2 separate regions of the Homo sapiens genome follow, and region 2 is linked to region 1. A link is a contact called in ENCODE Hi-C or POLR2A ChIA-PET data. All regions are on one chromosome and are shown on one strand. The core of a region is the stretch at or near the end of the contact, and the rest is flanking DNA. Distances in the headings are between cores, read along the strand shown.

The links. Hi-C counts contacts between places; a loop is a spot of excess contacts on that map. ChIA-PET counts read pairs that join two places held with the same protein, here RNA polymerase II (POLR2A). Pooled maps may share reads with other maps.
Region 2: a pooled map shows a loop between it and region 1 (6-fold over the local background). The contact joins two enhancer-like sites. A Hi-C loop is called at or near these places in 5 of 50 pooled maps. POLR2A ChIA-PET finds 5 or more read pairs at or near these places in 2 of 52 experiments (Panc1 and activated B cell).

The regions. Positions count from the first base shown.
Region 1 is chr12:68,478,974-68,486,318 of GRCh38, forward strand. No RefSeq gene overlaps it. Among named protein-coding and RNA genes, the nearest start is that of LINC02384, 31 kb to the left of the region's middle. Within about 2 kb of position 2,763, at least 7 of the 41 ENCODE cell types and tissues checked have a DNase peak (open chromatin) inside an H3K27ac peak, as active enhancers do.
Region 2 is chr12:68,274,801-68,282,145 of GRCh38, forward strand. No RefSeq gene overlaps it. Among named protein-coding and RNA genes, the nearest start is that of IL22, 25 kb to the left of the region's middle. Within about 2 kb of position 2,876, at least 2 of the 41 ENCODE cell types and tissues checked have a DNase peak (open chromatin) inside an H3K27ac peak, as active enhancers do.

The sequences.
Region 1 (7,345 bases), core at 1,513-4,012:
AACTGAGGATGGGGATTTTTTTAAGTCCCCTAAAACAGGTTCCATGATTTTTCCACCAATCCAGAGGGCCTCTTCATAGAATTCAAGTCACTTCTCAGAAAAGCTTAGTCACTTAGGAGAGAGCCTCTGTGGGTGATTAGCAAAGATGTCTGAGGAGTTAGTATGTAAGTAGAGTCAAGAACCACCAAGCTTTCTCAGCACACCTCTTAGGCCTGTTATGAAAAGATTCAACTGGATGAGCCCTGGGTCTGACTCTCTGGAGCAAGTCTCTCAGTCCTCTGCTTGCTTTCCTTAACTGGGCATGAATGCAGTCTATCAGTGAGGCGTGCCCATGGCGATTTTCTTTCTGCCTCTGGTTTTTGAAAAGCATCTAGTTATGCATTCCCGAGGGTGGAGGGCAGACTGGGGAATCCTGGGTCTTCAGTCACAATAATGCCAGTTACCAGAAACAGCTAAACCAAATTTATAACATATGTTTCCATAGCCTCAAATATCCACCATTTGTCCCATGACCTTCTCTCTTTAAACAAATGCCAAACAAGGAGATTCAATTATTCAGTCAGTCTAAAAGGAATTGGTTTATGCTGAAATCCAGTGCTGAGTTTATATAATTTTACACAATGGGTCACACTGAAAGCTTTATGCAAGCTTGTAGCTGCAGCTAAGAAAGATTCCTAGCTTTCTTTATAGCTGAATTATTATCTAGGTAGAATCAATCCTCAAAGGAGAAAGCTAATTACATCACACCAGTTTTTGAAATGAAAAACGACAGAGAAATAACATTCATTCATCCATTCAATAAATATTTATTGTGTTCCTTTGAAGTGGCAGGCACCATACAAGGTATTAGAAATACAAAATGGAAAAGAAATAGTTCTTGGTCTCAGGAGTTCAGGGCTTTGTGTACAGATAGACACTGAACAGTCTGAGTCATTTAAAACACAATGTGATAAATATTATAATGGAAATAATTACAAGGTGCAGTGGGAATCCAGGCTGCATAATTCCTAAGTGTTACTAGGAGAAATCACTTCAGCAATAAGGATGACCAACTCAACCTAATTTTCCTGGGACTTTCCTTATTTTACCACTGATGCTCCCATGCCTGGGAAATCCCTCAGCAAACCAGGATGGTTGGTCATCCTACCTGCAATGCTAAACAAACAAATAAAAGTTATGTTTCTGTCTGCAAAAGACCACGTTCATTCCCAGAGGCACATGGGATCAGAATGACTTCATTAGAATGAGAATTCAGTAGCTGATGGAAAAAACGGATCTTTCATGGCTCTGCCAGACACAAAGGAAGAGTCAGCCTGATGTGTTAGAGAGAAGCTGTACATGGTTTCCCTGCCCTTGCCTAGAGTCTTGGGATAGCTATTTAACCTCTATGAGAATTTGTCTGTTTATCGGTAAAATTACACTAAATATTGTAGTAGTCAGAATAAGTCAGGTTATGCTGCTGAATCTTACTGGCTATAAAATTAAGTTTATTTGCATTACAGTTCAGCTGGAGTGTGCTGCTCATCTCACTCTAGGAGCTCAGCAGACAGAGCAGCCACCATCTCAAAGATTGTCTGTCCCCAGGGCACAGGGAAAAAAAAAAAAACATTCTTCCTGCCTCAGGTAATGGTTTTCTTTTCATCCACCAGCAATCCCTAAACCAACACCACATGGTGGTAGGCTTTTTTGTTGCAGCAGCATAACCTGGCCTATTCTGACTGATGGGGATAACTTAAAGTGTAGATGTGAGACTTAGAGGAAGTAAGAGAGTGAAGACTGCTTGGTAAACCCCTTAAGGGCTGATATGAATGTTTGAAAACATGCTTGTGAACACTTACCTGTCATCTAAGATTATTCATATAAAAACTATCTTGTTTAGGCTGGTTGAGGTGGCTCATGCCTGTAATTCTAGCACTTTGGGAGACTGAGATGGGTGGATTGCTTGAGGCCAGGAGTTCAAGACCGGCCTGTCCAACATGGCAAAACCCCGTCTCTACTAAAAATACAAAAATTAGCTGGATGCAGTGGCAGGTGCCTGTAATCCCAGCTACTCCTGCCAAGGCAGGAGAATCACTTGAACCTGGGAGGCGGAGGTTGCAGTGAGCCAAGTTCGTGTCACTGCACTCCAGCATGGGCAACAGAGGGGGACTCTGTCTCAAAAACAAAACAAAAAAAACCTACCTTGTTTAAAAACCAAGTTAGTGTTGAGGTTAGGGTTAGGCTGCTAAGGAGTCAGCATTCCTGGTTTGACCTTTCTACCAACTAGTTAAGTTTTTCACAAAGAATCACCTTTTCCACTGCTAAAGACTGCAGCCTTGGTCCCACCCAGTTATTCTTCAGACAAATAATGAGCAGCTGATCCCAGGGCCAGAAAGTGCAGTTGGCAAAGTGATGCCCTTCCCTGCTACCGAAAAAACAACCCCACGCTACACCATTCTCATGTTTTTAAAATGGACTTTTAAAAGCCCCTGGATCATTTGGAACATATTTCCCATGAGTTTTAAAACATTTTAACTCTTTTCCCCTCCATTTCATCATGAGCTTCCCGTTGGTGCTAAAGATAGTCATAAACAAACTCTGTGGTCTGTCTCTCAAAAAAGAAACATATGCAAATTCCAATTATCATCACTTTTTTCTGAGAATGGAAGAGCTCTGCTTCCTAGAGTGTAATGTTCATTTGCAAATTGCCTTTTGACAGGCGAAAATGGCACATTTGAACTAATGGCCTCTCCTTTTTAGAAACCATTCAAAAGAATTGGGTCGATAGATGTAACATCTGATTACAGAGTGAGTAGCAAGAAGGGGATTTTACCAGGGATCATTGAGCAAGAGTCTCAACATGGCCGAACTTTTTTTACAACTGAAGTCATCCATTAAACTCTAATGAACATGTGCATAACACATTTCCTGTGTAATCGAGACATCAAAAATTTCTGCCCTTTTAGTTAAGTGAAATGAAATGTTTCTCTTAAGTCTGATGAATAAATAGGTTCTTTTAAAAAAAATCCATAAAAGTTTAATTCTGTTTAGGCAATTCCCATTATGAACTTGCTTAAAAATGAGTTGTCTGTCCTACAGCATTTTATAGTGAATGATTTCCTCCTCTGATGAACACAGCAATTACTTAGCTGCGTTCTTAGATATTAAAGCACATTCTCTAGAGTTCAATTTTGGTTAGTTTCATTCCTGATGACATTGGGAATGAAATTTCAGCATAATCTCATGAGGATCCATGGACAGGAAATTGTCCAACAACAAAACTCCAGGGAGGCAGTAAGAGACCAGCTTGCATCTGAAGTTGAAGATGTTGGATGATAGGAGCCTAGAAATCAGCATAGAGGAAGGGACTCCTGGGGATAGCAGAAGAGTCTCCCAGGCAGCCCTCATCTTGGGAAATAATTACCTTTTCCTACCAAAATCCTTAGTGGGTTATTAAGTCCCTCCTTTGTTCGTGGGCAGAGGGCCTTTACAGACTTCAGGCAGTGGGGATTCTAGAAGAGACGTTTTACAGATGGTATCCTCAGAACTCACTCCAAGTATAGGGGACTACAGAACCACATTGCCTGCACTGCACAAAACAGAAACAGAAAAATAATTCAAATTTCCCAATCCAGGAGCCTAAGATCCCTAAGGTTCCATGAAGAGGTTTAGGGGAATCAGAAACTATACTTAAGATTCTCCCCAAAAAACTCATTCACCTGGAGGTTTTGACTTGTCTGGGGGAGTGTGGGGGTTAAAAAAAAATCAAAGATGACAATTCACACCAAAAAACAAATAACAACACACAAGAAACTCACAGCTGTGTTCAAGTGGGAACGCCAGTACTGTTTTAGGAGGAAAGAGGACAAAGGCAACAAACCAACATCTGCTTGCTTGCTATCTGGTACATCACCAAGGTGACAGCAGCTGGGTACAAATCAACTGCTCTTTCTCTTTTGCTAGCCACAAAGCTGCTCACTGTGGCTAGGCTGAGCTTGTCAGGACACATTCATGTGTGATCTAATACACACTAAACACTTAATAAGCAAATCTGAACACATCTCTAGAAGCCCCATGCAAAGAAAAGACACTCCCAAAGAGAGATCAGTCCCAAGAGCTCAACAATTCAAGATTTTACCAAAAGATACCCTGTTACCTCCTAAATTGCCAATTGCTTCTCAAAATTTTACTGCAAAAGGGAAATCATGACAAGAATTCTTAGGGTGGTGGGGGAGAAAAAGCTACTTTTCCTAGTCATTAGTACAGTGTGCCTTGTTAATTAGGTATCTTTATATACATTAGAAAAAGTACTTTACTTGCATGTTCTCATAAAATGAATTCTGAGTATAGCAGAATCATGTTAGATCTGTTCAGATATAAATTTTTACAGCTATATAAAACAGCCTATGTGTACTTTTTTGCCATTTTTAAACATGATTTTTTCATAAGAAAAATAAAGATTACACTACATGTGATGTATATGTAATGGATTATTATGCCAATAATTTTGGTCTTTAACATACTTCTTATTCATTAGGAGCAGATGGGGGTACCCAAGATTTCATATTAGGACTTTCTGTCCTGAATTTTGATTGAGCAAAATCTGGAAAATGTGAAAGCCTATTTAGATTTTTATATATTCTCTGAAATGTGATTTCCCAAGATTCTTACATTTGACCCTCTTGCAATAATTTTGAATGAGATCTCCCAACTCGCTTCAGAGAATAGTTTTCACAGATATCTTTAGGCCTTCATTAGAAAGTATTTTCCCCCTGTTGGTACATTTGGTGACCTCATTTTGCTGTTTGTTTCAGATTATGAATGCTCACAAGGATGTCTGTAGAATCATTTGCTGAGTCATTTCCTCAAATCATATTCCATTATATCAGTTAACATATAGTTTTAAATGCACATATTACAAATATCTGTAACCAAATCATCTGAAGGCTTCATAAATTTTTAACAAAGTTTGTCCATTTTTAATGAAAGTTACTAGTAATGCTTTACTAAGCAGTGCAATGAATTTTTTATTTTCAATCCTTGTGCCCGATTTTGGAGTTGAGGGGGTTGTTGGTAATAAATGCATGACGTATACTTTAAAAAATATTATCCCCTTACTTGTTGATTCCTTCAATAAGTGTTTCTCAAAGGCCTATGATGTATGAGGTACTCTGCTAGGTCCTGGAATTAATCAGCAAATGAGACAGTCATACTGCCTGACCAAACATGAAGCTCACATCTGGAATTATACAACTACTTTCAAAATTAATTATTTAATTAAAAGTGTGGTAAATGGTGCAAGAGAGAAATATAAGATATTAGAAGAGCACATACCAGGGGATATGACCCTGTCTGAAATTCATGGAAGGCTGCTCTGAGGATGTGCTGTAGAAATGGAGAGCCACGGAAGGATGAGTTAAAGCTAACTAGGCAAAATTGTGAAGAACATTACAGACCTAAAGAACAAGAAATGCCATTGTCAATGAGCTGTTGGTGACAATGGCGGTTTTGTAGAATAGAAAGGGGGGAAAGGTGGGGAAAAGATTGAGAAATCGGATGGTTGCCGTGTCGGTGTAGAAAGAGGTAGACATGGGAGACTTTTCATTTTGTTCTGTACTAAGAAAAATTCTTCTGCCTTGGGATCCTGTTGATCGGTGACCTTACCCCCAACCCTGTGCTCTCTGAAACATGTGCTGTATCCACTCAGGGTTGAATGGATTAAGGGCGGTGCAAGATGTGCTTTGTTAAACAGATGCTTGAAGGCAGCATGCTCCTTAAGAGTCATCACCACTCCCTAATCTCAAGTACGCAGGGACACAAACATTGCGGAAGGCCGCAGGGTCCTCTGCCTAGGAAAACCAGAGACCTTTGTTCACTTGTTTATCTGCTGACCTTCCCTCCACTATTGTCCTGTGACCCTGCCAAATCCCCCTCTGCGAGAAACACCCAAGAATGATCAATAAAAAAAAAAAAAAAACAAAGAACAAGAAATGCAAAGGCCCTCAGGTGAAAAGAAGAATGGCACTCTCAAGGAACAAAGACAAATCAAAGAAAGCTAGGTGCTGGAGCACAGGTGATGAGCCGGTGAAGAAAGGAGAAGACCGAGAAGGTTGGAGAAGACCGAGAAGGTTGCCAAAGTTTGGGAGCTGGGGGAGGGGAAATGGTTGCCTATTAAATTTTACAGGTAATTTAAGTTGTATTAATTGTCATCAAATAACAAATCCAACTATACAAATAACTATAAAAGACTCTATGGAGGGCTCCCTTTTCCACCTACCCTTTGCTTCAGTCTCATTTTAGAGGTAAGCACTATGAACAGCTTCTGCAAGAAGCTGGGAGCTTAAAATGGCTATCAGTGATAAAGGAATCAGGGCCAGATGCGGTGGCTCATGCCTGTAATCCCAGCACTTTGGGAGGCCGAGGCGGGTGGATCATCTGAGGTCAGGAGTTCGAGACCAGCCTGGCCAACATAGTGAAACTCTGTCTCTACTAAAAATACAAAAAATTAGCTGGGCCTGGTGGCAGGTGTCTGTAATCCCAGCTCCTCAGGAGGCTGAGGCAGGAGACTCGCTTGAACTGGGAGGCAGAGGTTGCCGTGAGCCAAGATTGTGCCATTGCACTCCAGCCTGGGCAACAAGAGTGAAACTCCGTCTCAAAAACAACAACAACAACAACCAAAAAAAAAAAAAAAAAAACAGGAAAAGAAAAAGGAATCAAACACATACAGGCTACCAGCCCAGGATAGCTATGAATAAGTTTGCCATAACCTGAGACCACTCTTAGAAGAAAATATATCATCTTATCAAACTGAAACTTCAAACCTGCCCCACATGTAACTATGTAGGAAACCTAAGTTAAGAAATTATCATAAAAACCTTCACAGAGAAACATTAGTGAAAGGATATAAAGATCTAAATAAATAGAGGGATGTACCATGTTCAAGGACTGGAAGATTCAAAATTGTAAAGCTGTTAGGTCTTCCTAAATTGATCTATATATCCAGTGAAATTTCAATTCAAAATCCAAGCAGCTTTTTTAAATATGGAAATTAACAAGCCAATTCTAAAATTATGTAGAAGAGAAATAAAACAGAAATAGCCAAAACACTCTTGAAGAACAAGATGAGAAAACTTATTCTATCAGATATCAAGACTTAGCATTAAGACAGGAGGGCATTGGCATAAGGATAGCAAATTGTCTAATGGAACAGAAGGGAGAGTCCAGAAATAGATTCATGGATATATGACCAAAATGATACTACATTAGCTGGGTGTGGTAGTGCATGCACCTGTAGTCCCAGCTACTGGGGAGGCTGAGATGGGAAGATCGCTGGATCCCAAGAGTTCAAGGCTATAGTGAGCTATGA
Region 2 (7,345 bases), core at 1,626-4,125, 200 kb before region 1:
TGAAGGTGTCGAAATGGGGGTACAATACTGACTGTAGGTAGAGGACTTGAGAAGCCAGTTCATCACCCTAGGCCACAACCATGGGGCCAGATCTAAGGAGTAGCCATGGGAGCAGAAAGGAAGAGAGTGAGCTGAGAGACGTTAAGGAGATAGAGTCAACCACCTGGGAGCTAGAGGGAGTAGGGAAGGAATCAGAGAAGTGAAGAAGGATTCTCCATGATCTGGCTTACCTACTTGGGTGATACCATTTATTAAATTGGGACTCTTCAAGGAAGAACACATCAATGAGGTAGTAAGCGTAGTTTGGGATTTTTTTCTTTTTTTTGAGACAGAGTTTTGGTTTTGTTGCCCAGGCTGGAGTACAGTGGCGCGATCTCGGCTCACTGCAACCTCCACCTCCCGGGTTCAAGTGATTCTCCTGCCTTAGCCTCCTGAGTAGCTGGGATTACAGGCGCGTGCCACCACACCCAGATAATTTTTTGTATTTTTAGTAGAGATGGGGTTTCATCATGTTGGCCAGGATGGTCTCGAACTCCTAGTTTGGGATTTTTAGTTGGGGCCAGGAATATGGAATACACATATACAGCAGTTAGATATACATGTCTGGAGTCCTTTCTAGGAGAGAAGGGGGTAGTCTTGGAGAATTCACAGGATGAGAAGAGCAATGGGACCAAGAGGGCGTCCCAAGGAATGCCAACATTTAAGGAACAGTACGGAAAGAGAAGTTGGATTTAAAAATACGTTGATTTTCATTATTCATGGCAGTTACATTCTCTGAAGCCACTGTGAACCCTGAATTAGAAAATGCTGAACCATTTCTTTTAGGGGAAATACAGGGTTAGGTTCCTGCAAGCCTCTGGTCACGATGTTTTCACCAACTTATCAGTGGTAACCTTGTTTTATGTGTGTTTCTGTTTAAAAATAACATATTTAATCTACATTGTCAATTTATTAATGTTGAACTCATGCCCGAACAAAGTTTATCTAACACTTATTTTCTTCATAAGGCATAGTATAGCTTTCTTGTGCTTGTAAACACTAAACAGCACTTCAGTACTAGGCCTGGGGCTATTTTAAACAGTAAAGTCATCAACAAAAAGCACAAATATGTGAAAATGCACACTGAATAGGCCGCAATAAGGAAACTTCTTAATAGGATGGGAACTGAAACGGGAAAGCAAAGCATCACCTTGGTCAGCCTCAGCTGAGAGCATGCCCATCGGGAAGCTCAAATTTTGTGCTCCTCTGCACATGTTTGTGAGTGACCTCAAAAACCCTATCAGGATCACTTTTGGAGTTACAAATAAATTTTAGCATAGGCAAATTTGCAAAAACAGACTCCATAAATAATAAAGGTTGACTACATATTTATTCAGGGAAAGGAATGGTCATTCTTGAGAGAAATCAGTGCTGAAAGAGACAATCAGTCTAAGAAGAAAACAAATAATAGTGTTACATTCCACCTAGAGCTTAAGTAAAATGCAGACTAGAAGAATCCATTGGATGTTGTGAATAGAAGGTTAATTGCTGGCATTTGTTAGAGGACTTTCGTGGGAGGGTTTGAAGCAAGAGTTCAGTTGCTGAGTTGGAGAATAATTGCGGGGTAAAGAAATGGAGGGAGAAGATGCACTTGTTTTCGGATGTTTTGTGGCGCTATTCAGAGGGGAATACATTCAACATTGAAATGAAAGCTCTGTGAGGATAGGGGTTTTCTTCTCCTACATTCATTGCTGCTTTCTTAGTACCTAGAACAGTTCCTAGAACATAGCAGGTACTCAACACATACTATTACCAATAGGCCTGATCTGACAGAGCTAGGAGGGGCTTTTAAAATCATATTCCCAACACTTTACAATGAAAACTGAAACCAACGAGGTTGAGCAATTTGTCTGTAGCCACACAGCTAGCTAGTGGCAAAACTATGCTAGAAACCCAAGGCTCCTCACTTTTACTTCAGTGTACTTTTTTTATTTGCGATGGGACCAAAGACGAGATAAATGGAAATGGAGCAAAAATATGTTGCCTCATCATTACAACAGCAATTGCCACATATGGACAGGCTGGATAGGCTTCCAAAGTGAAGAAAACGAAATGAAAAGCCATGTGTATACTGTGACCCCATTTTTGAAAAATAAGAATAATCTGACCTGGTGCTGTGGCTCATGCCTATAATCCCAGCACTTTGGGAGGCTAAGGCAGGTGGATTACCTAAGGTCAGGAGGTCGAGACCAGCCTGGCCAACATAGTGAAACTCCGTCATTACTAAAAATACAAAAATTAGCCAGTCATGGTGGCGGGTGCCTGTAATCCCAGCTACTCAGGAGGCTGAGGCAGGAGAATTGCTTGAACCCAGGAGGTGGAGGCTGCAGTGACCCAAGATAGCGCCACTGCACTCCAGCCTGGACAAGAGAACCAGATTGTCAAAAAGAAAGAAAGAAAGAAAGAAAGAAGGAAAGAAAGAAAGAAAGAAAGAAAGAAAGAAAGAAAGAAAGAAAGAAAGAAAGAAAGAAAGAAAGGAAAGAAAGAAAGAAAGAAAGAAAGAAAGAAAGAAAGAAAGAAAGAAAGAAAGAAAGAAAGAAAGAAAGGAAAGAAAGAAAGAAAGAAAAAGAAGAAGAAGAATCTAGCTGGCATACCTATTGAAAAAAATTGAGGATCACTAGACTACTAAAGTGGTTTTCTCTGCAGGTAGAATTACGAGGCACCTTCACTTTTTACAATACATATTTCTTCAGTGTTTAAAATTTATTTAATGTATATATTACTTCTATTGAGAAAAATAAATTTTAAAAACACTTTAAGAGTTTATAGAGAAAATTCTATTACTGTTAGAACTGGATTGTACAATGTTGCCTAAGTAGGAAATTAGCAGATCTTTGGCCAACATGTAGAACAAGTTTTGTGAGGTCGCCTGCCACACCCCGGAACAGCCATGGAAGCTTCCTTCAAACATCAGAGCAATCTGGAAGGAGAATAAGAGAAGATACAATTGCTACTGTAAAGTAAGAGAAAGAGAAGGTGATGGGAAGAAAGAGAGAGACATTCCCACTGTGAGAGGTTGAGGTGTGCTAAAAACAAACCGCAGAGAATCGAGGGATTAATAACAAAGGCTCCTACTGAGAAAGAAAATGACTCAGAGATTTGTAGTATCAAGAATAGAGGGTTTCCTGCCCACTCCTACTCCCACCTCCTTGCTCAGCTCACAGTCACCCAAGCACGCACACACAGCTCTGCCATGCTCCTGTGTGCAGTTTGCAAGGTATTAAACCCTCAGAGCCAACTCCATCAGGGCTGCTTGAGGATTCATGGAAATAGTTAAGCCAGCAGCAGGCTCATAATAAGTTATTATCATGGTAGTTGAATGAAAAGGCAAGCTCAGTTTGTATACACCTTAGGGAAAGTCACAGATGTAGTTCATGCTACATATACATTTTCTCTTAATTAAACATTGTTCTATAGCATTATTGGAAGTGCAAATCATTGAGTGTACAATTGTCCTGCTTGAAGACAATCCAGAGAGCTTCTCACACAGTGGCTATGTTTTTTGAGAACATAGTTTAGGGGGAAAAAAGATGGTTTAGGGGGCTTGTTAGCCAAGTTCAGAGCTCTAAATTCATAGCACATTTTTTAAAGTCAGTGAGCAAAAAGTTTAGAACTCCAAGACAGGCATCAAGCATAACGCTTTCAATTTAGATGCCACTTGGTAGCAATTAGACATTCCCAGCATTGGTTTCTCAGTGCTCCTCCAATGCGGCTCCTTCCCTGGAATCATTTCAAGCATCCAAGTAGGACAGGAGGCCTCCACCCCTCTCATTCCCAAACTCACATGCTCCTCATGCCTCCTGGCAAATTAGGGGGTGAAAAGGAGCATCGTGTATCATCCAGCTCCAAGCACGTAAGGGCCAACTGCTGCTTCCCTTGCAAGGTGATTTGTGATAGAAATGCCTAGTCCTACTATATATTGATGTGCAAAAATGTGAAACTTTTATACTCAAGATAACTGACAGGGGCCACTCTCTTTCTCATTGAAAGCACTAAAGGATTTTCTCTCTTCCCTAAAAGAAATATCACAAGGCCCCAAATATTATTGAGGCTATAAAGACTTAATAATTAAAGCAGAGTGGTACTGCTAAATGAATTCACAAATAGACCAATGGAAAAGATGCAGAGTCAGAATTATAAGCAAATGCCTATGGGGATTTGGTATATGACAAAGGCAGCATCCCAAATCAGTCATGATGATTTTTAAATAGAACAATGGTGGGGCGATTGGGTAGTCAGGAGCAAAAGGACAAAGTTAGATCCATAACTAACGTAATACTCATCAGAATAAACTCCAAATAATTCAAAGATTTAAAGATGAGGGGGAAAGGAATTGTCAAAATATGATAAAATGCAGGCAAATCCCTTTGTAACATCAGTGTAGGGAAGGCCTTTCTAACTATGGCTGAAAATCCAGAGATCATGAGAGAGTAATGATGCTTAACTACATAAACAAACAAAGGCCCTCTGAAGGCAAAAGAGTAGTAATAATAATAACACACCAAGGCAAAGTCAAAAGATAAGTGGCAAACCAGCAAAAATATTTGTAACTCATCTCAGGCATAGACTCCCCTACACATATTTTTCACAGAAAGGAAATATACCCTTAAACATATGAAAATACTCTCAACCTCAGTCATGAAAAAAAACAACTATTAAGTCAGAACTGCTCTAGGAAACCATTTCTCGCCTATCAGATTGGCAAAAATCCAGTGTGACAACACACTCTATTGGCAGGGCAGTGGAGGGGACTCTTATCTAATGCTAGTGGGAGAGTCCTGTGAAGGACAATTTGGCAATAACCATGTAAAGCGCATTTACTCTTCGACCCAGCAATCCCACTTCTGGGAGTTTATCCTACAGATACCACTGCATAAGCAAATTCATTGCAATGTTTTTTGTAATTACAAGACTGCAAACAACCTAAACGCCCATTCATGGAGGCTGGTTAGATACGCTGTGGGACAGGTACACAAGGAATACTATGCAGATGTAAACAGTAAAAAGTGCATGTTCTCTATGTATTATTAAAATACTTAGAGTAAAAAAGGTGAGGACAGAGTGCAGCTTTTGTGTAAAAAAAAAAAGAATAAACAGGTATTTATATTTGCATTTAAAAAGGATGAGATGAATATGCAAGAAACTAATAAAAATGCTTACTAATTTAGAGGGAGAATCAGGGTGAATGGGGACAAGGGTAGAAATAAAATATGTTTTTATATGTAATTGCTTTATATTGTTTTGATTTTGAACTATATATGTATATATTATTTATTGAATTAATGAATTTAAATTTTAAGGAACTATAATGTTGGCATAGAGTAAGATATAAAGACCAAAAAATACCCCATGCTTTTGCCTCCTCCTTTCGTTGTAACAAGTAAATCACATCCTCAGGTAAGGATTTGTCCAAGCCTTGCAGAACTATGCTTTCCTAGGGACATTTATTGAGTCACTCTTTTTCCCACTGAAGGAAGGTTTATTACATGACAGATGGACAGGAGCCTCTACTTACAGAATGACACAGGAATAGGAGCTCTATCGGCTCAGACACAGGAATGAGATCACAGGCAGACTTCATATTTGAAGGGAAGGCAGGACATGAGAGCACTGGTGTGTGGTTGGAGATAAACTGCCATTATAATCCCTCACCCAAGACGGGGAATCTGGAATATACTGTGCAGGAGAGCTGAACAAAGCAGGACTCTACAGTCAAGGGGCTGCAGCTTGCAGATTCAGTCTGCCTGTGTATGGGCTACATTTTCTATGAGAAGCAATATACCATGGTGCTCAAGACCAGCAACATACCTGGTCTCCAAGGCCAGTTAGGCATGGCTTGCAGCCCCAACTACACCATTTATGAAGGATATGGACTTGGCGAAGTTACTCAGTTTCTGTAAACCTCAGTTTCCTCATCTGTAAAATACAGGTAATAATAGGCAAAAGTACATAAGATTATCCTCATTCAGGCATTTGGTACAATGTCTGACACATAGTAAGTGCCCAGTAAATAGAAACCATTCATGTGATTTGGCCTGTACTAAAGGGAGCCTGTTCTCTATCTCATCAAGGCTGCACATCATTGCAAGGTTTTGTTGTTGTTTGTTTGTTTGTTTGTTTGTTTGTTTGAGATGGGGCCTCACCATGTTGCCCAGGCTGGTCTCAAACTCCTGGGCTCGAGCAATCCTCTTGCCTTGGCGTCCTGTTGCATTTTGAAGGAGGGATATCGGATACTTGCACTATCTCCCTTTTATTTTATTTTCCATTTCAACTCATATTTTAAGTTAAACAGTAAAACCCCCATTTTCACAGCTCCTGATGGAGCCATGTGAGTGAAGGTGTGCATGTGAGTGAGGCTAGTCTCCCAAGAGAACCTACTCTTCATATGCAAACCTGGAGGGGGACCCCGCACAGCAGGAAACAGGCCACTTAGAGCAATTTAATCCCGTGTGAAAGAAAATCTAAACTAAGTTTGGACATCTTTGATTGAACTCAGCACATCTTTTACAACCAGTTAAATCATTAGACTTCAGAAAATCTTTTCAATGTGGGTGCCAAACAGCCAGTTTGGCTTTAGCTGTTTTGTAATCACCTTGGTTCCTCAATTTTCTCATCTCATTGTTCATGTTAACCGTAATATCTGTACCTAAGGGAAGATTCCGTAAATACTTTACTTGGTAACTAAGAAATGAGCCACTACCAGAGAAATCATTTCACTGCCACATCAGTGCAGGGGAGTTTAGCTGTTATTTTCTCAGATATCATAAGCTCTAAGAGGCTGATGCTTATCTGAGAATCCCATTTAAGGAAATTGCGCATGCTTAACTCTAGTGGTGTTTCTATGGCCATTTCACAATTATATAAGGAGGAATCAATTTAATAAGAACTTTATTGGAATCAATACATTTGATTGGCCTAGTTTCACAAGCACCTTGGCAATGCCACATTCTCAAAAATCAGCCACATATGAAACCAGTGTGCATGCAAGGATAGTTATCAAGTACTTAGTGAAACTCGCTAAATTATCAAAGAAGATGGGGGAGGCTGCTATGACTTGGAAAGGCCAGATGGAAAGAAAAGCATAGACTGAAACAGAGTCACTTCATAGTTACACACTGAGGCCCAGAAGTAGACCAATCTCATTTTAAATTTTTCCTCTGCCCCCTACTAATTTTGTGAAACTCAGAAAATTTCTGAACCTCTCACCTCAGGGTCCTCCTCTGAAGGATAAGGAAAATCATAGTAATGGGAAGTAATGAGGTCATTTGTGAATCTCAGAGGTAAAGAGATTATTTGTGAAGGCCAC